2 separate regions of the Mus musculus genome follow, and region 2 is linked to region 1. A link is a loop called in an ENCODE intact Hi-C map of the cell type or tissue named here. Cell type or tissue: heart. All regions are shown on one strand. Links, peaks and the distances in the headings refer to the core of each region. The heading gives the core; the rest is flanking DNA. Region 1 holds the start of Plpbp (pyridoxal phosphate binding protein). Region 2 holds the start of Eif4ebp1 (eukaryotic translation initiation factor 4E binding protein 1).

Evidence for each region. Hi-C counts contacts between places; a loop is a spot of excess contacts. Peaks named below come from ENCODE experiments on the same cell type or tissue, not always from the same donor. Only the 100,000 strongest peaks of a DNase experiment are listed, where the experiment ranks them.
Region 2: a loop joins it to region 1, with 2.9 times the contacts of the local background. A loop is called at or near these places in 11 of 42 quality-filtered maps.

Annotation. Positions count from the first base shown.
Region 1 is chr8:27,037,018-27,049,049 of GRCm38, forward strand. Erlin2 (ER lipid raft associated 2) reads left to right here. Exons shown (of 12, transcript NM_153592.3): 12 at 1-2,420. Plpbp (pyridoxal phosphate binding protein) reads left to right here and starts at 5,538. Exons shown (of 8, transcript NM_054057.4): 1 at 5,538-5,696; 2 at 8,011-8,118; 3 at 8,381-8,416; 4 at 8,907-8,982. The coding sequence starts at 5,598. In heart, for the core only: a CTCF peak has its summit at 5,469 (motif pointing right); a DNase peak (open chromatin) is centred at 5,524; H3K4me3 peaks cover 2,072 bases; H3K27ac peaks cover 1,195 bases.
Region 2 is chr8:27,255,909-27,267,940 of GRCm38, forward strand. Eif4ebp1 (eukaryotic translation initiation factor 4E binding protein 1) reads left to right here and starts at 4,419. Exons shown (of 3, transcript NM_007918.3): 1 at 4,419-4,642. The coding sequence starts at 4,501. In heart, for the core only: no CTCF peak of the experiment used is centred there; DNase peaks (open chromatin) are centred at 4,383, 5,383, 8,503, 9,833 and 1 weaker place; H3K4me3 peaks cover 4,306 bases; H3K27ac peaks cover 5,359 bases.

The DNA.
Region 1 (12,032 bases), core at 1,811-9,810:
CACAGTTCTCTCCCTTGCCTCTAGTGTAGGCAGTGTCTGCGTGTGGGGCTCGTGACAGAAGGCCGTCTGCTGCGGAACATGAGCTGCAGAGAGCGTTGGCCGGCTGGGCTTTTTGACTGAGTGGATTACTTGAGAGTTAAGCTGTCTTGAGCCCTTTTTAGGAAGAACTTGGTGCTAGGTTTTGCAAGGTTTTCTACACACTGTACTCTGCTCTAGTGTTTGTTGGCTACATCTCACCGCAGCAGGGCTTGGTCACACCACACACTCCTTTTCCGTACTTTGACCTGATCTGTGATTTCATTTCTTCTTGAATAATCTATTCATGAGTTGCACTCAGCGTTAAGATGGGAACAAACAAGTGCTGTTAGCTGATGACGTAGCTCCTTATACCCCTTAGCACTGTGGTGCTGTGTGGCTAATTATGCGTATGCTTTTGAGACCAAACATCTTTATCATTATGGAGATTCTTCATTGAAGAGCCCTTAACACTGTGGAGAAGGGCCCAGCCAGATGACACCCAAGTAGTAGTGCCTGTGGCCTGTGCTGGGGCTTTGTCTGACACTGATGAAGAGAGCAGGCAGCCACTTGAGAGTCGGCTCCAGTGAGTCACCCTAGGAAACTGAGAATGCGAAGAATAGATATGAGAGAAAGGGATTTCTTATCCTGAAATTGCACTGGGGGTGGGGCTCTACCATGGCCTGTGAGTGCACACAGAATGCCTCTGTGGAGGGCAGCTCTGCAGGTAATCTGCAGACATGGCAGTACCCTGTGCAACCATGACTGGCTCTAGCTTAGGACTTGGCCTTGTTAGCTGGTCCCCTACCTCATCCTCCCCCCACACAAAGCACCTACTGTTCTCTCTTAGGTGACTACTATAAATGGTATTTTCTGGCATCAATTCCCACCTCAGTTTTGGTTTTGTAAGTCGGGCCAGTTTGCTCCTAAGTGGCACCAGACTTGTCAGGTATTTGGGAAGCATTCAGCCGACCCAAAAAGAGGCAGGGTTCACTGTGCTTACTTCAGATGTTCCCTTCTCTGTCCTGACTCCTCAGGCCACTGACCCTGGCCACACTGTACAAACTACAAAATGTTCCTGAAAAGGACATTTTAATGTGCTCAAAAGCTCTTGCAAAAGTGGGTTTTTTTCCCCAAGACCAACTCATCTTCTTCTCATTTGTTGCTGCTAACCACTTGTTGAGAGCAACGTGCTATACCCAGCATCCTCTCTTGTACGTGCACCTGAGAAAACACTACTTCAGTGGAGTCGGTGCAGGAGGGAGGGTACCCCGCCATCCAGCGCCCTCCTAGCCCGAGAGGCTCTGTAACTAGCATTCTGAGAGCTCATCCCTCCATTACAAAGAGCCACAGTAAAGTCCTGCTGCAGCTGCTCCTTCCCTGCCCCTTTAATGTCACTTCTTTAACAGAACAGAAATGTCCCCATGTCATAGCATAAATTCAGTAGCTATTGGTATCTGTCCCAGCAGTAAAATCATGGAACTCAGATGTCTTTTTAGCATGGGATGCCTAGCCCATCTGTCTTTATGACCTTGTTTTTTGTAATACTATAAAATCTGACTTAGGCATTTGAATTCTAAACATGTAAAATGTGATAAGCCTGCAGTTTTGTAGGCAGTGAATTCATAGCTGCTATTTTTAAGTAGAACTTCTATCAAAATACGTTAACCGTTTGTAAAATTCAGTTTTTGTAGGACTTTCCCAAGGCCCAGCCACCTTGGTAGAATGCTTCTCACTCACTAAATGTTGCAGAAGCAATTTATATTCCATATAGGTTTTTAATCACTTTTCAATATATGGTTAGAATGTTTGTAAGGAAGCCTAAGTTTAATAATTTTTATATAACTAAAAATAGGTGTGGAGGACTCAGTGTGGGTACTGAGGAGGAATGAAGTGCTCTGAAAAGGGAGGTGTATAAACGGCCTGTGGGGCCGTGTGTCTTGTGAAAGTGAGATAGCCGTGCTTACTGACCTGGGCTGTCGTCAGCTGGCCGTCGGTAAACTACCTGGACAATAGCCCCTCTGTCTGGGAACTTTACCTACTTCCTTGTCCTCAGTGGGCTTCTAGCCACTGTTTGTTTCCTTATAAAAGCTGTAATGGGCAATCATGTGTTTGTACTTCCATTCCTTTTTATCTCTACTTCTGTGTAAACTGGTGATTGAATAGTTAAAGCAATTTTTTCAGTGTGCCCCAAGGGCATTAATGAGCCTTTATAACTGAGAAATGATTCTTGTTATAGTAATTATTCCATAAATGATACCACTAGATAAATTACCTTGGGTTAATAGCTCCAGGATTTGTTTCAGACAACAAAAAAAGGTCTCAATGTGAATATACTTACATTTTGGATTTAATTTCAGTCTTGCTAAATAAAATGTTTTTGTCTTTTTTTGATTAAGGTAAAATTTACCAGTAGATTGGAGGACAGGTGATAGAAATCAAACTTCCTTCTTAGGCTTTCCCTAAAAATATATCCAGGTAATATAGATTCTTACCAGCATGCTGGTACATGCCTTTAGCTCCAGCACCCGAGGAGAAGGATCTGTTTGAGCCCAGCCTGGTCTGCATAGTGAGACTATGGCAAAAACAAACAGAATTAACACATTGCTGCATTTCTCCAGAAGATAAAGGCATTCCCAGTTGACCCTAACCTCATGTAATATCAGTTTAAGTAGGTAACTCCCAGACTGGCTGTGGCAAGCTGCCTCGCCTAGTGTCACTAGATAAATGTTAATGTCAGTGAACTTTACAAAAACTATATACCATCCAAATGTTTTACAACACCTACTTTTATAGAAGAATTTGCACTTGATCTGAAATTTGCATTTAACTGGATATTTTCTTTTAAATAACAAGTTTGGGATATCTTGGTTTGGGTTTTGGTTTAGTGTATGTAGTATAGGGTATTTTGCTGATGTATGTCTGTATTCCACATGCATACCTGGTGCCTATGGAGGCCAGCTGAGGGCATTGGATTTCCCGGACGGGGCAGTTTTGAGTTGTTCCTTGTTTGCTGGAATCAAGCAGGGTCCTCCTCAAGAGCAGCCAGTGCTCTTAACCTCTGAGCCATCTCCCTCTCCCCCACCCTGCCACAACATAGTTTTCTTGGTTTTTTTTTGGGGGGGGGTTGGTTGGTTGGTTTTGGGGGTTTTTTTGGGGGGGGGGGTGTCGAGACAGGGTTTCTGTGTATAGCCCTGGCTGTCCTGGAACTCACTCTGTAGACCAGGCTGGTTTTGAACTCAGAAATCCTCCTGCCTCTGCCTCCCGAGTGCTGGGATTAAAGGCGTGCGCTTCCCACCATGTTTTTCATTGTTGTTTTCTTATGTTTTTCTTACACTGTGCTTCCTTTCTTTTTGAAAATGGTTCTTTCACAATTTGCACTTTGACCATAACCCCCACACACACATTAGCATCTTAATCCCTTACCCTCCCATCAAACTTTTCTTCCCATCAAGCCCCCTTCTTACTTAAAAAAAAAAATTCACTAAAACTGAGTTTACTTAATGAATTATGTTATTTTTCTTTACTATTTATCTATTCACTTTATATTCCAATATCAGCCCCTTCTCTCTTCCCAGGCCCCCCACACACACACACACACAGCTCCTCCCTCCATTCTTCCTTCCCCCTTCCTATGAAAAGGGGGCAGCCTTCCCTAGATATCACCCCTCTGGCACATCATCCTGTTCCCCTACGTTTTATTTTTCTTTTAAGTAGGGTTGCTTGCATAAGCCTGAGCTGTGAGTTATTTAGGCAAGGGCAACTTTCTAGTAGCAACACCACTGAGAAATATGGCTCCCCTTCCTCAGTAAGCACAGCTGTCCCACGATCCTCAGGAGCTCCCGCCTCATTCACAGCCCCAGTCCTGCACAGGTGACCACAGCTGTCGCCGTTGGTAATGGGCACAGGAGATATAGCAGTTCACACTACACCTCCCTACTACCCTCTGGCTCTTAGTTTTGTTTTGTTTTTTTCCATATCCCCCCCCTCTTCCAAGAGGTTCTTTGAACCTTGAAGGAGGTAGCACAGATGCTCTGATAGGGTTCAATAGTCATTTATTTTGAGCACTTTGACCAGTTGTGACTCTGTTAATCATTATCCATTGTAACACAAACAGCTTCTTTATCCAAGGCTGAGGTCAGCACTAACCTGTGGATATAAATATTCTGAAGACAGTTTGCTGCCATGTCCATTTAGCAAAACAGTAGTAGTAGGTTCTGTGTGTGTTTATGTATATGTGCAGATAGGTAGGTAGGTAGGTAGGTAGGTAGGTAGGTAGATAGATAGATAGATAGATAGATAGATAGATAGATAGATAGATAGAGGCCCCACCCTAAATCTGTAGTATTTATAGGTCTCATTTTTACATCTGTGTACATATGTATGTATACATCCTTGTGCATGCGCACATGCTCAGACACCCTGGCATTCATGTGGAGATCTGCAGGAGTCTGCTTTCTCCTTCCACCATATGACTTTGGACAGCAAGCGCCTCTGACCCCTGACCTGTCTTATCACCTTCAATTTTTTGAAGCAGAGCATCTCTTTGACTTCACGTCCATCCCAGCCTTCACGAACCCTTTAAACTTGACCCACTTATTCCTGACTAGTACTTCCCAACTGCAGCTCCACAGCCAGCTTCTCATTAGGCTCACTCTGTAACAGCCTTCTGGGCCCTTTCAGGTTTTGGGGTTTTTTTCACTGTGGTGACAGCAGTATATGAAGAGGCATTTACCTTCAATATCATTACTCCTAAAGTCTGGGAATGGAGAGAGAGCACTTACTGCTCTTATAGAGGTTCAGAACCCAGCACCCATCTATCCACTCATCAGTTCCAGAGAGTTCTATGCCCTCCTCTGACCTCTGTGGCAGTTCACAGACTTAACGTTCAGGGGAAACACCCACACAACAAAAATATAAATAAAAATATTTAAATTAAAAGGGGGCTGGAGAGATGGATCAGTAGTCAAGTGCACCTGTTGCTCTTGCAAAGGACCAGAATTCTGTCCCCAGCACACATGATGGCTCACAACCATCAGGTCGAGATCCAAAACTCTCCTGGCCATGGCACCACAGATACGACGGTGCATGCACATACATACATGAGGACAAAACAAATCAACGCACATAAAATAAATATTTTAAAAAAGAAATAATAGCTGGGCAGTGGTGGCACACGCCTTTAGACCCAGCACTTGGGATTTCAAGGCCACCCTGATCTAGAGAATGAGTTCCAGGACAGCCAGGACACAGAGAAGCCCTGTCTCGAAAGAAATTTAAAAATGGGAAGGAGAGGGGAGGGAAGGGAAAGGAAAAGAAGAAAGGAAAAAGGAAAGGAACGGAACGGATGAATGAAAGTTACTTTAATGTCTTGGTTTATACCGGCCCGCCCAGCCCTTGAACTCCCTAGGAGGCTTTCAGTCCGGGTAACCTCCGCCTTCCCCAAGATGGCGCCCGCCTGGGTGGCCAACCTCCGCTGGGGAAGTGGCTGGATGGTGAGCGGCGATTGGACCTCTCAGGAAGGGGGCGGGACCGGAAGGTGGGCTCGGTGAGTCGCGGGTCCTCCGGGCATCCTCTTGGGAATGTTGAGAGGTGGCAGCATGACGGCGGAGCTGGGAGTCGGGTTCGCGCTGCGGGCCGTGAACGAGCGAGTCCAGCAGAGTGTGGCGCGGCGGCCGCGGGTGAGGACCGGCGGAAGGGCACTGGGGAGGGCTGGAAGGGGGACACCTACGTGGGACGAGGTGTCACGGTGACGCAGAAGGGGCTCCCGGAGGGGCGGGGGCTGCAGAGGGGATCGCTGGGTTTCCATGGCGGTCGGTCTGGCCTTGAGGATCGGGACTTGCCGGGAGGTTGGCTTGGTTGGAGAAAGGTGTTCATTTAGGGCAAGTGACTCGTATCCAGGCGTCTCGCCATTCGTCATTGCCCTCGGTACCACCACGCCATTCGTCACCACGGTACTAGAGCCCTGGGAGGGCCGTGTCCACCCGCGATCACGTGCGTTGCGGCGGCCGCGAGCCGTGGTCTAGCTGCGCGTGAACTTGACACACACAGAGCGGGCGGGAGCTGTCAGGTGCCCTGTCACAAGCGTTTGTTATTTTCGTATGGTTGTTATGTCCCCCATTGGACTTCTAGACCGGTGCCAGTATCTGCTTTTCTCCATGCAAATTAAGCTACGTTATGTGAAGTGAGACAGAAAAAAAAAAAAAATCAAACACCTTTCCTTTCTGATCTAGTGTTCATGGTCTGAGATTTCAAAATGATGCCTGAAAACCGAAGGCTGAATTAACATAGTCTTCTCTTACCTGATGTCTGGGCATGTCCAGTTAACTACTCTAGCCCTAGCTAGGGTTCCTCACAGGGGAAGGAAATTAAGAGAGCCTTGGGAGTTCCTACCACCTTCCTGGTACCGGAGTTCTCGGGATTTCCCTAATGCAGCCCGCCTCGGGAGTTAGGCCTGCTTGACCGATTTGTCTCTGGAAGCCTCCAGTTAGTTCATCATCACACTAGGAATTAGACACAGTCAGTCCCTCAGAAGGAGGCAGCAGGAGACCGTGTGGTAATTGATGTGACGTCTCCAAGTCCTTGAGAGCACTGTGGTTCTGTGACAGTCTCAGAAACGGTGGGGTAGACGTAAGGAAAGCAGGGAAACCCTTCATTTTATGTAATGGATGTGAGGAGACTTTGCGTGAATCTAATCCTGAACACTGAGTTGTGGGTGTCTCGTTGTCAACTCTGCTGACTGTTGGTTGATTCATAGACTGAACAAGGCAGTGTATGTCTTTATCTCAATTGAGCCTCTTCCAGGGTGAGTGGAAGCGTTATTAATAATTACATCAGGACCAAAATGAGTTTCTAAACTATTTACCTTCGTGTATCAGAAGCCAGAAGTGACCTCCCTGCTAAACAGGATGTTGCCTTCCCTTCATGAAGGATGCTGCTGGGTTTTGTTTTACTTTGTTTGTATGGGTTTTTTTGGTGCTAAGGATACAACTCAGAACCTCACAAATGCTAAGCAGACCTTATGCCACTGTTACTGTATCCTTGATAAAAAATTTGTGTGTGTGTTACATTTATGTATGTACAAGTATGTGTGAATATGTGTTATATGCATGTATGTACAAGTGCATGTGTGTTATGTGCATGTATATATAAGTGTGTGTATATATATATGTGTTATGTGCATGTATGTACAAGTGCCTGTGTGTTATATGCATGCATGTACAAGTACATGTGTTTGTGTACACGGTATACTCATATGTGCAAGTGCACATGCCATGAGTGCACACGTGGAAGCCAGAGGTTGATGTCAGGCATCTTTCTCTATCGCCCTCCACTTTATGCTTTGACACCCTGCATCTGGAGCTAGCCAGACAGCCAGCCCCAAGGATCCACCTGTCTTGCCCCCATCCCCACCCTGCCACTGGGATGACAGACAAGGGGTACAAAACTTGCTTTTTATATGAATATTGGAGTCTAAACTAAGGCCCTCATGCCTACTTAGCTACCATTTTCCCACCAAGCCATCTTACTCACTGCAAACCCTTAAACCTCCAGCACTGATTGACATGCAAAGGAAATCCGCAGGCAGGGTTGGAGCTCCGTGGTGTAGCACCTGTCTCATGTGCCCAAACTCCAGGGCTCTATATTCAGTACCAAAAAGAAAAAAGGAGAGTGGATCTTATTAGTGCCAAGCTGAGATCTAGGCCGGTCTATTTTACAATGTGTGTTATGTTGGTAGTGGTGGTGTTTGTTTGTTTGTTTTGTTTGTTTGTTTGTTTGTTTGTTTTGTAATGCAGGGTTTCTCTGTATACCACTGGGATGTTCTGGAACTCACTTTGTAGGCCTTGCTGGCCTTGGAACTCAGAGATTTGCCTGTCTCTGCCTCCTGAGTGCTGGGATTAAAGGTGTTTGCTACCACGACCTGGCTCTACAATGTGTATCTAACTGGGACAAGATTCCACACATTCACTCATGTGGCTCCTTCTCTCTTGGCAGGACCTCCCAGCCATCCAACCCCGGCTCGTTGCGGTCAGCAAAACAAAACCTGCAGACATGGTGATCGAGGCCTATGGCCACGGCCAGCGCACTTTTGGAGAGAACTATGTAAGATTCCTCTTATAAAGAACTGTTGGGCTGGGCGGTGGTGGCGCACACCTTTAATCCAAGCACTTGGGAGGCAGAGGCAGGCAGATTTCTGAGTTCAAGGCCAGCCTGGTCTACAAAGCGAGTTCCAGAACAGCCAGGGCTATACAGAGAAACCCTGTCTCGAAAAACCAAGAAAAGAAAGAAAAAAAGAAAAAAAAAAGAACTGTTGGGAGAGTAGTGACTACCAGGCTTCTGACTCGTTCTGTTCTTTGCTCTTTAGGTTCAGGAACTACTAGAAAAAGCATCAAACCCTAAGGTACGTTAGACATAAGAAGTGTTGCTTTTGTTTAGAAGCCTTAGCTCTTAGCTGAAAGTTACACCTATGTTGAGGGTGGAATTTTAGAACAGAAAGCTGGGCTAGGGATAGAAGCCGTCTGTATTTCCACTGCGCCCTAAATTTCAACTTCTATTAATATTCTCTTGTGTGGCTGTTAGTGAATAGTGATTTTAGGAAAATCCTTGGAGATTTGAAAGCATAAACCAAAGGGTATGGGATGCAGCTTTGAGGACATAAATCATTTATGCCTTTCATGGATTATTTCTGAAAATGACAGTGAATTGATGGGAATGAGAAGGGAACCAGCGCCAGGCTTAGATGCCTCTGCGTTTCCTTGTGTCTCAGTGGGAGATTGGCCGAAGAGAGGGGTGGCAGTTTATCATTCCCAGGAGAGCACAGAAGTGAAGGACATCTGAACTGACAGAGCCGCCATGACATCGCTATCAAACGGTCCCCTTCTTCTCTTCAGATTCTGTCTTCCTGTCCCGAGATCAAGTGGCACTTCATTGGTCATTTACAGAAACAAAACGTCAACAAACTGATGGGTAAGGCAAAACTCTCAGCACAAAGCCAGGCCTTCTCTGTGATTGTATGGCTTACACCACCGTCTAAGTAAGCAGCTTTGAGAACACCCCCAGCTCACCATTTGTGTGGCGGGATTTCTTCAAATAAAACATCGTGAAATAGTAAGAATGAAGTGTGGGGACTGGAGGGTGTAGCTCAGCAGCAGAGTGCTTGCTCCTCATTTACAAGGCCCTCGCTCGGTCCCCAGCACCATAAAAATAATTACTAGTCACAGAAAGATTTGACTGTGTGATGTGTGAGGTTCTCAAGTAACCATACTTACTCCTCTCAAGGTATCAAAATGTAAGAAACTGTATGGGTTTTTTTGGTGGGGAGAAAGGCATAGGGAGAGGCAGATTGTGTGTATAGAGGTTAGAGCAACATGGAGGAGTTGGGTCTTTCTTCTCATTATGTGGGTCCCAGGGATAGAACTTGGGTTGTCAGGCTTGGCCGCAGGCACCTTTCCACACTGAACCATCTTGCCTCCCCTGGCATTTATTTTTCTTAACAGCTTTGTCAGGGTAAAATTGAAAAAAGCTTATCTAACTACAATAAATGACACAGACTGAAAGTGTCTGACTTGATCAGTTTTGACAGAGGATTACAACTGTGAACTGGTACAGTAATTAAAATAGCAGGCATCTATCCCATCATCTTGTCCCCAGAGGCTCCTTCCTGTCATCCTGCTCAAACGTTCCTTGTCTGTGCCGCCGCTGTCATCCCCATAGTTCAGACTTTGTGTAAGTGGAGTTAGAAAAGAAAAGGTCTTCCTTCTTTCTATCCTGACCCAGGGCTGACCTTTATCTCGGTACGCGGTCCTTCCATCTTCCTATTCTGTACTATTGCACTGTATTTACATAGCACAGTGTTTCCACTCACACTGACGAACATCTAGGTTACTTCTAGTTTGGGAGTATTACAAATATGCTGCTGTGCAGATGTGGTGGCACAAGCCAGAATTCCCAGCACCCAGGGTTAATAAATAAGTGTGATAAAAAATAAGGCAAAAATTCAGACCATTCTTTTTTCAACTCTATCCTCTCCTCTCCCATTCCTTGTTTTCCTGTTGCAGAGTTCTCTGCTTGCTTGTTTTCATTTCTTCTCTGGGCATGGTGACACACAACTCTAATCCTAGCACTCTGGAGACAAGGGCAGGCAGATCTCTAATAAGAGGCCACTGGTCTACACAGTTTCAGGCCAGCCAGAGCTACATAGACCCTGTCTCAATAAAATAAAAATAAAGGCCTGGAGAGACGGCTCTGAAGTTAAGAGCACTTTCTGGGTTTGGCTACCCAGCATGCTTATGTCGGCTCACATCTCTTTCTAACTGGAGTTTCAGGGATCCAAAAGCCTCTTTGGCCTCCTTAAGTACCAGGCACAAATGTGGTGCACAGGCCTACAGGTAAAACTCCAGCCCCAGATCACAGCACATGTTTGCACTGGGGTCCCTGTTAGTTTTGTTGCTGTACTAAAGACAATGAACAAAAGCAACTTAACTTGGGAAGAAAGGGCTTATTCGGCTTATACTTCCACAGCAGTGAAAGAAGCCACGGCAGGAATCTGGAGGCAGGAACTGAAGCAGATACCATGGAAAAATGTCGCTTACTGGTGTGTTCCCCAGGGCTACTGTCTTATACACCAAGAGTGCCTACTCCGGGACTGCACAACTCACAGTGAGCTGTGCCTTCCTATATCACACATTAATCAAATGGCACAGACTTTTCTATAGGCCAGTCTTTGTTTGTTTGTTTGTTTGTTTGTTTGTTTGTTTTTCAACACAGGGTTTCTCTGTGTAGCCCTGGCTGTCCTGGAACTCACTCTGTAGACCAGGCTGGCCTCGAACTCAGAGATCCGCCTGCCTCTGCCTCCCGAGTGCTGGGATTAAAGGCGTGCACCACCACTGCCCGGCCAGTCTAGGTAATTTAACTTCTCGTTATACATCATCCTGTGCTTTTTACATTGCCGTTTTGGTTTGTCATTGTTTTTCTGAGACCCAGTCTGACTAACCCGGGCTGGCCTAGAACTTGTGGTAATCCTCCTGTCTCACCCTCCTGAATTCTGGAATCGCAGGCACGACCACCAGCACACCCAGCAACATGCCAGAAAGTTTTGTTTGGTTTTCACACATAAACTTGTCTGACTCAGTTCTAGCTGCTTTCCTATCCTCATACATATCCTTCCGCTGCTTTGTTGTGGAACACAGTTTACATTTTATTAGAACAATTTGATCTTTTTAGGGTTTTGGGTTTTTGGTTGGTGGGTTTGTCGTGCCAGGATTTCTCTAAGGTCCCTGGAACTCTCCGTAAACCAGGCTGACCTTGAACTCTGAGATCTACCTCTGCCTCCCAGTGCTGGGATTAAAGGTGTGCCACCACTTTAGGTCTTGTCCTAACTATCAGTTTGTATAACCAGGCCAGAGCTGAGATTAGAATGAATTATTTAAGCTACCAAGGCATAGCCTTCCTGTACACTCTAGTGTCTCTATCCCAACAAGGTTGTGGGTTCAGTCTTCACCATGGAGGAGGAAAAAAGCAAGGCAGGAGGGATGGGAGGCAGGGGAGTAGTTAGCTGACTGCCTGGAAGATTTCTGTGCTCAGTACAATAAGTTGGTGGGGTTGTGTCATGGTCATTTATCTGTGCCAAGAGTCATAGTTCATCTTCATTGAAGGTAGCTTTGATGACCTCACTGACTGAGCATCCAGAGTGAGCTATTCTGGTGTCCTTGTCAAATAAGAAGACCCATCCCAGAAGTTATAAGAACATGATATCTTTCCAGGCTAGCGTTTTGGCTTCTGGATAGTCTCTGTCCCTTGTCGACTGGCCTATTTTACTCAGTTTAGACTGAGACATAATAAGATCGGGGCCTACTACTCAGAATCTCAATTGCCAACTTTCCGAATCGTCTCCGTACTTAGGCAGCCTGATCGTGGTGTCTTAGCGTCTCCCTTATCCATCTTTGCTGGTGGGATGGGACTCGCCTGCCCTCGAGGTTCCTATCCAGCAAGCTCTCTTGCTTGTCTTCTTGGCGGTC
Region 2 (12,032 bases), core at 2,064-10,063, 220 kb after region 1:
GGCCCTAGGGGAAAACCTATTATTGTTATCCTGTTAAAAATACATAGTATCAAACTGCCCCTACAAACATACCTTTATCCCACAGTCTAGGACATTTCTAGATCCTTATCAGAGACGATTCTTACCAGATAAGCGTATTTTCTCACTGGATCATGGTGGACAAAGCGATATACAACTGGTCAGTGTGCAGAGAATAACAGATTGTGGTCCAGGTGTGGTGGCACATGCTTTTATTCTCTGTATTCTGGGAGCAGAGGCAAGCAGAACTCCATGAGTTCAAGGCCAACTTGGTCTACACGGTGAGTTCCAAGCCAGACAAGGCTACCTGGGGAGAATCATTTCAACAACAACAACAACAACAACAACAACAACAACAACAACAACACAACAGATTAGATAGATGGATCTCAGAGATTATAGAGTGCTCAGCACTAAATGGGGGTTTGTATTAGCTCTGTTTACCCCAGGCTTGGGATCCATCTTGGAGAGAGCAGAAAGACCAAAAGAGCCAGAGGTAGGGAACAACTACTATGGAATAGTATTTTCTGGGCATGGGAGGCCCAGAGCTCACAGGAGTGCACACACAACACCTCTGTCTGCAATCACATCATGTGCACAAGATCAAGTCAGCCAAAGTCCCAGCATGGATGAAGGGGTTAGAAAATCTACCCCTAGCTGCGGAGCTACCAGGAATTGATGGATTCAGGGGCGGGAGTGCGCCAATGTCCTTCAGGGATGTGCTCAGGTATGGGTTGCACATGCTCCAGTGGGTAACCTATTGCTAGGCACATTCTGACAGTACTCTCTGGGTTTACAACAGAATACAGGGGGCTGGTGAGATGGCTCAGTGGTTAAGAGCACTGACTGCTTTTCTGAAGGTCCCGAGTTCAAATCCCAGCAACCACATGGTGGCTCACAAACATCCGTAACGAAATCTGATGCCCTCTTCTGGAGTCTCTGAGGACAGCTACAGTGTACTTACATATAATAAATAAATAAATCTTTAAAACAAAACAAAACAACCAAAAAAAAAAAAAACAAACAAACAAACCCCAGAATACAGAAACTTCAGAGGGAAGGTGGTAGAGGGGACATGGGAGGACTTGGAGGGGAGTGGCCACCCTTGACTTGTAACTTTCTTCTTAGTGTTTTGAAACTTCCCTGAGGGTTGGAGAGATGACTCAGCAGTTAAAAGCACTGGCTGCCCCCTTCCAGAGGTCCTGAGTTCAATTCCCAGCAACCACATGGTGGCTCACAACCATCTGTAATGGGATCTGATGACCTCTTCTGGTGCGTCTGAAGACAGTGACAGTGTACTTACGTACATAAAACAAATAAAAAAGGAAGAAGGAAAGAAAGAAAGAAAGAAAGAAAGAGAGAGAGAGAGAAAGAAAGAAGGGGAGAGAGAGAGAGAGAGAGAGAGAAGAAAGAAAGGAAGGAAGGAAGGAAGGAAGGAAGGAAGGAAGGAAGGAAGGAAGGAAGGAAGGAAGAGAGAGAGAGAGAAAGGAAGAGAGAAAAGAATCTTCCCTGAACGTCCGGAGTCAGGTAAGTTTATTTTCTGAGTTTTTCCTGTCTCCCTTCTCCCTCAGGCAGGGAATGTTTTAATTAGGGGTAGAGTGTTACACAACACCAGAAAGGTAGGAAGATTCCTCTCAGACTTGGCCCTGTGAGTCTTCCAGTCTGGCGGATCACTGCAGACTTTGTAACATTCTTTATAATAAAGTGGGGAACGTAATTATCTTCCCTGAGTTCGAGGAACTGCTATGGCATATTCTTCAGGCCAGAGAAGCAGTGTTGTGGGCAGTCAACTGACAGCCGGCACTTCAAAACACACAGGACACAGTCTCCACTGGGAATTGGAATCTGAAGTCTTCTGAGAACACTGGCTCCAGACAGGCAGTGTCAGACCTGGTCTGGTAGAGCCCTTGCAGTAGGATAACTTTGCTCTTGTGAGAAATCTCCTCTTCCACATCTGACATGAGAAGTATGTGCGACCTTGTCTGTGAGGGGGGTCTCCCCCCACCCCCTCCTCTTTCAGACAGGGTCATATGTTCCAGGCTGCACTTAAATTGTGTTTTATAGCGCAGGATGACCTTAAACTTCTGATCTTCCTGCTTATATCTCCCAAGTACAGGGAGAACCAGTATTGGCCACCGTACCTAGCTTCTTACATCCATTAAATATTTTACACTCCTTTATTTTGTGTGTGTACATACGGTGCATGTAAAAACATGTTATGGAGCTCATGTAGAGGGAAGAGGTAATTTTATGGGAATCTGTTCCCGAGCTCTCATAGGGATGAAACTCAGGTTAGATTTGGCAATAAGTACCTTTATCTGCTTGGTCATCTCAATCCCCCATATCCTTTTATATTCCATTAGAAGACTTGATATGAATGAGTGCCTGCTCTGAGAGAGGCAGAAATCACCATAGGCAAAATGGGTCTGCAAGAGAAAGAATTGAGCAGGGAATTTGTAAGAAAACTCTAAAACGATCATTCTCAGGGCCATGTGGTTCGCAAAGCCCAGGAGGGAAGCTTATCTTCCCTGGAAAGCTACTCAATGGAGCTACCAAGGCAGGGAAACGGTGCTTACCCTCAGGCTCAGGTCCCTCCTAGCTGTGGCTGTAGGCTTGTGGGCAATCATCTTTAACTCCTCAACTTATCCAAGTGCCTTAGGGGTAATAGAACACTGTCTTAGTCAGTGTTCTATTGCTGTGACGAGATACCATGACCACTGCAACTCTTATAAAAGAGCACATTCAATTGAGGTTTCTTGCTGTTTCAGAGGTTTAGTCCATTGTCATCATGGCAGGGAGCATGGTGGCACACAGGCAGACATGGTGCTGGAGATGTAGATGAGAGTTTCTTATTTGGGTCTGTAGGCAGCTGTAAGAGAGAGCCACTGGGCTTGGCTTGGCCAATTTTTTTTTGTTTTTTTTTTGTTTTTGTTTTTGTTTTTTTGTTTTTGTTTTTTTGAGACAGGGTTTCTCTGTGTAGCTCTGGCAGTCCTGGAACTCACTTTGTAGACCAGGCTGGCCTCGAACTCAGAAATCTGCCTGCCTCTGCCTCCCGAGTGCTGATCCCCCAACCTTCCCTTCCCGAGTTCTAGGATTATAAGCTTACAAAGTGCCACCACGTTCAGTTTTTATGTTGATGCTTCGGATTTAACCGTGGACTTAGTGTATACGTGGTAAACTGTCTACCAAGTGAGCTGTGTTCCAAGCTTCCCCTTCCCCGTGTTTTTTTTTCTCTCTCTCTTTCACGGTTTAAGACAGCGTCTTAACATGTCTGGCCCAGGCTGTGCATCAAACTCGCCACAACCATGTCTGCCCTCAGCTTTTCTGTAATGCTCCTGTCTCAGTTTCTCTGAGCTAGCATGCCCAGCTTAAGTCTCTCTCTCTTCTTTCTGTGTCTGAGACAGGGTTTTGCTGGGTAGCACAGGCTAGAATCCTCCTGCTTCAGTCTCCTCATTGCTGGGACAAGTGTGGACCACTTGAATGCTGAACTTGGATGTTGGACTTTATAAACAGGCCCTTCCCTGAAATCGTAGTTCCAGGAAATCTGGGGCCTCTAGAACAACCAAACAAGGCAAAAAGCAAAACCCCTTTCAACATGCTTCTCCCAAAGGGAGGAAGGTGGCCCAGTGTGTTCTCTCAGGCCAGCCCGGACAACAGTGAGAACAGGGTTCTGGCCCTCCCTCGGCTGTCAACTTGGGATCCTCCTAGGGCTTCAGCCTCCTCACGGTCGGGATTATAGGCATTTCCTACCATATGGAGATTGATTGACACAGACACTGTAACCGATTGGACATGCATTTTCCCTTCCCTCCCTAGTGACTACCAGACAAAGTGCTGGAGTGGAACCCAGTCCAAGTACTATGCGGATCTTTGACCGGTTAACTCTAATCCTCCCAGCCCACAGTACGCAGAGCTTCGATCCTGCCCATTCCTCATCAGATTTATATTCGGTTCCTAGCTGGCTGGCTAGGTCCCTCTTACTCTTCCACTACTCCTTCCAAGTCCAGGAATGTGCGCTGTGCAGCCGCTGCTCTGACTCCTAAAAACTGTAAAACTGTAAAAGCTGTAGAAACGTTAAGAATGGCGAAGGATCAGCCCACCCTTTCTTCTCTGAGGATCGGCCTGGGATCGAGAGGTCACATCCTAATATAGAAAGCAGGCGGTCTGGTGCGCTGAGACGCTGCCACCAAATCGGAGAGTTCTGCCACCGTCATCCCTACCTAGATCTTCCCAGAGTCTCGGGGAGGAACCAGGGAACCCAAGGGGCCCACACTGGGGTTCCTGCACTGGAGAGGACAGAAGCTGCCTAGGTCAGCAGCTGGGGAACCACTTGCAGGCAGCGGGCTGGGGCTGGGTGGGGCCGGGCGGACCGCAAGTCTCAGGGGGCGTGGAGCCCAGGCGGAAGGGGCGGGCCGGGCACGAGAAGGGCTGGGCCGAGGTGCCGCGGGGTTGCTGGAGGGTCGTGGGCGGCGTGCAGGAGACATGTCGGCGGGCAGCAGCTGCAGCCAGACTCCCAGCCGGGCCATCCCCACTCGCCGCGTAGCCCTCGGCGATGGCGTGCAGCTCCCGCCCGGGGACTACAGCACCACTCCGGGCGGCACGCTCTTCAGCACCACCCCGGGAGGTAGGCGCTGGCCGGGGTCACGGGCGACCTCGGGGGGCTGGAGGATACGTCGGGATCCGGAGTCTCACGTGCGACGGGGAGGGCGGCATTCGAGGGGTTCGGTAGCTGGCCAGAACGGACGAGGGGCGTCGGGAAAGCAGAAGGGTCACCGTCTCGGTTGCTCGCCTTCTGGGTGTGGTGGAGCGTGGTCTGGAACCCGGCTGCAAACTGCCTGCATTATTAGCCTTTTCCTGGGAGATACGGCAGAGTGCCCTGAGCATACAGATAGGCACTCTGCCAGGACCACCATGTGCTTAAGGGCGACCTCTGTGGGTGTCAGGGCAGTTTGGGGTGGGACAAGATCAGGGAAAGAGGCTGGCCTGGAGATTAAGTTTAGTTGATCTCCCTTGGAATAAGTGACGCCTGCACACTTTTTTTTTTTTTAACCTTTCCGGAGGCAGCCCTCTTTGCTTTGGACACTCGCTCATTAATGGAGGCTGGACGCTGAGGGTGCTTCTCTGCCACCTGTGGCTTGTGTTAAGAGAGAGATTCCTGCAGGGGCGGCGTCTGGTGTAGTGCAGAACAACACGTTCCTCGGGCCTGGGGGGCAGGGCACAGCGTTGAACTGGCCCAAGTGGCGGAGGATGAGGAAGAGGAAGCTGAGTTGGCGCGGGTGGGGGCCGGCCTCCGGGAACCAGGCATTCCCAGCTTGCCCTGGAGCCCCAGTATAGACGCTGATGAAACCTACCCGCCTGTTTGCATGATGAAATCCTCGTGGCTCACTACTTCCCTCCCAATCCTCGCGCCGCTCCCACCCACTTTTGCGCTTCTCCCCTCCCCGGTCTCCTCCCCCAACTACTCCTCTTACAACTCAAAAACAAGAGGAATCCTGGCGCGGTGATGAACCTTGGGCTACTGCTGGCGCAGCCGGGCCACATGCCTATTTTCTCGGGCAGCTGTCCCTGCACCAGGGAGCACAGCCAGATCCCAGAACCAAGGCACCGATGAAGGGATCTTGGAGCTCAGTCAGTGTCCACTGGGTTCTGTGATCTTCAGGACACAGCACCAAGGCCTCGCTGCTTGAGCACGTGTCTGTTGTGCATCGTCATGCTGAGTTCCTACACTCAGCAAGAAGTAGCAAGCAGGGCAGGGGGAGAAAGCCGGCTCCCTCTTATTAGAAACGGCCCAAAGGAAAAGTTTTCTGCAGGCTTCTGGCCTCCCGTTACTGGAGTTCTTCAACCCCGCTGGCCACTTTTTAGTTCACGCTGTTGCCCCTTTGTCTTTTCGCAGAACTTTGTGTTGAGCACAAAGTTTCACAGAGAGTTGAGTCCTTTTAGGCGAGGTGTGAATCAGGGTGTATTTTTTATTTTTATTTTTTATAGGCACCGATACAGACCTAAAGGCTCTGGGAAACGTTTATTTTCTCTCTTGCCCGTCCCTTTCTGGATGAACAGGTTAGCTGGGTAGCAATAGCCAGTACTGTTTGTAATGCACTCTGATCCACTTCTCACTGTGGTCTGCGAAGTGTCCGTTGGCAGACCAGGTAGTTCCCGTTGTCTTTGAAGAGGAAGGGGTTTCCTTAGAGTGTAGCATTTGCTTCTTAACTGAAAGAAAGCAGTGTCAGGTCCCCAAAGCCAGCTGGCCCTTGTCAGATTTTTGTTGCTGTTGTTGTTGTTTGTGTGTCACACAGTCCATAGCTCGAGGAAAGACTTGCTTGTTTCTGCCAAAGCCAGTTAATTTAAGGAGTGGGATCTTTTCCCAAAGGCCATTCATTCCAGGTCGCCTCTGCTAAAGGGCAGAAGCTTGACCCATTTGCTCCAGAATGTTTCTCATCACTTAGCACCCCAACGAGATACGGAATCCGAGTGCAGAGGTCTACAGGGTGAGTTACGGGAGAGCCAGGGCTACACAGAGATCCTCCTGCCTCACCTTACTGAGTGTTGGTAATTCCGGGGTTAACAGCTGTTGAATACCCTTTGGGCTATTTCTCTTTGCTCTCATCTATTCTCTGCAAATCCATCTAACTTTTGAATTTTCTTACTTGTATCAGGGGCCAGCTGGGAGTTCAAGGTCAAGTGAATCACCCTGAGGTCTACTCTGTCCTCTGGATCTATGGGCGTATAAAGCCCATGAGCTTGAATCAGGACTGAGTCATCTGCCTAACCATTATATGCTTGATTGGCTCACATTCCATTTTGAGTACTCAGGAGTTACAAGGGAAAGGGATAAACAACACACAAACAAAGCCCATACACGCACACACACACACACACACACACACACACATATACACATATATGTATACACACACACACACACATATATACACATATATGTATACACACACACACACATATATACACATATATGTATACACACACACACACACACACACACATATATACACATATATGTATACACACACACACACACACACACACACACACACACACACGGCTTTTTTCCTTGCCTTTCCAGATCTTTAGGAGTCTGGCAAAGTAGATCTCATATCCAGGCATAAAGTCAGGTTTCTTGAACTTAAGCTTCCTATACTCCTTGGCATGTGACTTGACCTGTAAGGGGCTGCAAGCTCTACATGAAGAAATACTACAGGAAGCTACTTCAGCTGAGAATGGCTTTGAAGCAGCTGCCTCTGGAGACCAGGGCACAACAGGTGGCCTGAACCATCTCCATTCCTGGGACTCTGGTCAGTGGTCATTAAGCCTTTGGTAACCTAGGACATTTCTGAAGGGAGTGTCCCACAAGAAGATTTGAACCTGGGAGTCTTTAAGATTGCTAGCAATGTCATAAACAGGATCTAGTGAACACCCACCAAGGATGGATGTTTGACTTCTAAACCTACAGAAGTTGTTTGGGTGGTCATACCTCATAGTACCTGGGTAAGGTTAATTAATAATCAGGCAGGCAGGTAGGTAGGGTGGCAGGTGTAAATGACACTGTTTTGTAAGGGGTAAAGTTGAATGTAATGGTGCAGAGACAGGAGAATCTTTGTGAGTTTGAAGCCAGCCTGGTCTACAGTCTACATAATAAGTTCCAGGTCAGTCAGACCTACATAGCGAGACCCTATCAGAGAAATTAAAAAAAAAGTCTCTGTCTGGGAAGCTGACCTTGAGGTGGCTGCCAAGTGTTTAACTCCGTCAGTGCTGGGAAGAGGGGAGGTGGGCTGGACGCTGATGCCGGTGACTTGATGTCCCGAGGTCTTAGTCACACAGAGGGGAGAAGTTACAGCTGAGGATATTATTAAGGGCCGAATGAGAGAGCTTGGATATCGAGGTGGCAAGGAGATAATGGTCCCCGTCTGACATGCACCCGAGCTTCCATTTAAAGTGTTTGAAACAATATATAGTAGGTTCCAGGACATACGACTGAATTGGAAGGGGGTTGGGTAGAGCACTCCAAGCTACCTTTGCAGCCTCTTGGTTTTTATTTAAGGCATGCCCTGCAACTAGGAAGATAGTGTGACTTGGAAGGATGGGATTCAGGTGACGATACAGCTGACGGTGGGATACAAGCATGGGGCTTAAGAGATGGTTCCGAGGTTAAAACATGCTTGCTAGCCAGGCGTGGTAGTGCAAAACAAAAAACCAAAACAGCAAAAAAAAAGTGCTTGCTGCACTTGGAAAGGTCTGTTCTTTAGCCCCTGGACCTCTGTCCGTCATCATTCCACCATCATTCTAGCTGAAGGGGTGGCCTTTCCTTGCTTCCACAGGAACCTCTCCCTAAATTAAAATAAAAGCCTAGAGGCTCGGAGGGGGAAGCTCAGTGAAGGGGAACTCTGCAAGAGGATCTGACATCACAAAGGAGGGGGAGGAGGGGCGGAGGCTGGAGGGTGACTTTCAGGTGTAAGAGAGAGTGGCTATGTTGGGAGTTAGGGGACTAGAGGTTTGGCACAGACTTTCAGTTATGAGAGGGGTAAATTCCAGGGGTGTACTCATCAGTGGCTATAATTAACTCTGCAGTGTTTACTAGAAATCAGCTCAGGGCAACTGTAGCCATATCCTTCCGTACACAGGCAGACATCCGAGAGACGTAGGCTGGTTGCTCTAATTGTGGGATTTATTTTACATTTCCTAGTGTGACAGCAGATCATCACATTCTGTGTACTCCGACTAGGTGCTTCTGCCTCCTTTCTTCTCTCTCTATGTCTCCCTCTCCTTTCCTTTTTCTCTCTTCCTCCTCTTCTTTAAGATAGGATCTTACTGTATATAGCCCCGGCTAGCCTCAATACTGGTGATCTCCTGTCTCAGCCTCCTGAGGGCTGGGATAATAGGCATGTGGCATCTTGCTTAAGTGCGTAAGATTTTTATTTGCCAGTTTTACTTAATAGTTCAGTGATGCTGAGGGGAGACATGATTCTAAGAACCAGGGGCACATCTATAGAATGCAGCGATTCCATAGACACCCCCTGCCCTTCAGTTCTATAACCCATAGTGATTTTTTTTTTAAAGTTTTATTTAATTATATGAGTACACTGTTGCTGTCTTCAGACACATCAGAAAAGGGCGTCAGATCCCATTACACAGATGATTGTGAGCCACCATGTGGTTGTGGGATTTGAACTCAGGACCTCTGGAAGAGCAGCCAGTACTCTTAACCACTGAGCCATCTCTCCAGCCTCATCCATAGTGATTTCCCTTTGTGGTTTTGTACGTGGGCCCCAGGGCCACAGAACTTGTCCCCATGATCCATGGCAGTCTGAGGACGTGATCCTCTAGATTTTGGTGGCCTTCAGAGGTTGCCTTTTTCTTTCCAGCATCCCCCCAAAGTGGCAGGTAGTCATTATTTACAAGGTGAGCTGGATTCTCACCCACCACTATCAGCAAAAGTCATTACCGACTCAGGTGAAGGGAGGCAGAGAGCATGGTGCTGATTTCATTTCACTTAGTGGTACAAAACACTGAAGCATTTTTCCAAATGAGCCTTTATTTGATGTTCACGAAAACGAGTTAGAAGGGAGTAGCAATATTGAAAATGAGGATTGCTTAACGCGACCATTTTTTTTTGTTTTTTTTTTCTCCCCTCCCCTTAGCGATCATTTCTGTGTATGGATCCCCATATGTTCAGGCAAACAAACAAAAACATCCATTACTTTCTGGCCCGAGCGAGTCTTACCTCAGCTGTCTTTCTCCGTGGTGAATCATAGCCACGAGTCTGTTGGCGTGCTTGTTTCTCGGGTTAGACAGGATGTTCTTCCAGAGCAGTCGTTGTGACCCCAGGACCTAAGGCCAGGTCCGGTGTTCAGAAGGTGACGAGTCATGCTGCGTGTGGCTTAGTGGCACAGTGCCCTGCTAGCATGTGGGATGCCCTGGGCTGATTTTTAGCACTAGGGAGGAGATGAAGATGAAGGGGGCCTACAAGGAACCCAGAGTGAAGCATCCTCTTAGGATATGTAGGTTCCTTCCTGAGGCCTGGGTCTCCCCTGAGAACTCCAGGGTGGAGATGGTTGTACCAGGTTGCCACTAGCCTTTAACAAGCCATCACCAGACTTGATAACGTAAACAACGGTTTATTGCTCACGTCTGTCCTTTGCTGATTTTGGCAGAGTTGACTCAAGGCTGCAGCTGGATTGCCCTGGGCTGCAAGGTCCAAGGTGGCCTTATCCACGTGTGAGTCTATCACTTGCTGGCCCCTGGTGGGAGGCTGGGAACGCTCCCGTCTTGGGGCTCAAATCATTTAGTTTAGCTTGAACTTCTCTGTTAGCCCAGGGCAGAGGCATGGGAGCTTTGCCCCATCACTTTAAAAGTATTCGTGTGTTCTTAGGGGGCAGTCCAGCTTTAAGTGGGGGTGAGAGGAAGATGGGGTGGCCTTCTTTGTTTTGAGACAGGATCTCCAAACATTTGAGGATGACCTTAAAGTCCTGATCAATCTACTGATAACTTCTCAAGCGTATGAACCACTCACTGGTTTTTGTTGTTGTTTGTTGTATGTTTTTTGTTTTGTTTGATTTTTTTTTTCCCTGCTTCTTCTGAACGGCAGACTTTAGGGCCATTGCTTTGTAGGGCTTATGCTTACTGTCCAAACACACCCCTCTTATTGTCACTTGGAAGGCCTGGGTTTTCTGGGCACTAGCAATTGGCTTGAGTCAGGTGTGCCCGGCAGCCCAGAATGTGGATGAGAAAAGAGGCACAGTCCGTTTAGAGCTTCGGGGGCACATGTTTATGATGTCAGTAATCTGGGAATGAGGAGTTCGTCAACAGGAGGATCAGATGTTCAAGGCCAATGTGGGTGCTTTGAGAATGGCTCCCAGAGATGCATGCATTTGAATGCTCTGTCCCCATTCGGTGGACCTGTTTGGGAAGGATTAGGAGGTGTGGCCTTGTTGGAGGAGGTGTGGCATTGGGATGGGCTTTGAGGTTTCAAGAAAAGGAAAAAGGAAAATGTCCACACCATTCCCTGTTAGCTCTCTCTGTCTCATACGTGTAGATGAATATGAAAGCTAACAGCTATGGCTCCACTCAGCACCATGCCTGCCTACCAGATGCCATGCTTCCCGCTGCGATGGTCATGGACTCTAAGCTCCACGTTAAATGCTTCATTTTGTAAGTTGTCTTATCACAACAATAGAGAAGTAACCGAGACAGCCTTAGCTACATATTGCATTTGAGGGTGGACCGGGCAGGCTCAGCTCACATGAAACCTTGTCACAAAACACTCCAAGAAATGATCAGAGCGGTCGTCCTACTTGAAGAGAATGTGTGTTTGGACTGGAGTTGTCGCTCAGTGGAGGAACAAGTGTGTTTGGAACCTGGGTTTAATCCCAAGCACCAGAAAAGGGAAAACCCGGCCAGTCTATCTTAGTGTGCTACAGCTGCCATATGAAAATACTGCTTTAATCCTAGCTTAAGCGGCAAAACTTATTTTCTTACTGTTTGGTAACTGGAAGTTTAAGACCAGAGTGAGGTTGGTTCTTTCTGAGGCCTCTCTTCCTAGCTTGCCTATCTTCTCTCTTGTCAGCTTATGGTCCTCCTCCTCCTCCTCCTCCTCTTAATAGTATAGAATAGAGTTTATTCAGGGCATGGGGAGGGTAGTAGAGACAGAGAAAGGCAGAGAGGGAGAGAGTAGATGCCGCCATGAGCATGTGGAGCGAGAGGGGGGAGGGGAATGGGGAGAGAGGGGGAGGGGTGAGAGGACAGAACCAGAGCAAGAAGGCAAGAGAGCCAGCTTATGGTCTTTCGTCTGTGGGTCTATGCATGCATTTCCTCTTCTGAGGATGCTCTGGTGACGCCAGATCAGGATCCAGTCTAAAGGGTTCATATTGACCTTCTCTATAAAGACACCATATTGTGAGGTGCTGGGGTTTAGGCTTCAACACCTGAGTTTGAAGGAACACAGTACAGTCCATAACAGCTCCCACCCACTCCCTCTGGACTAGCCCTTGCTGTGTTTTGGG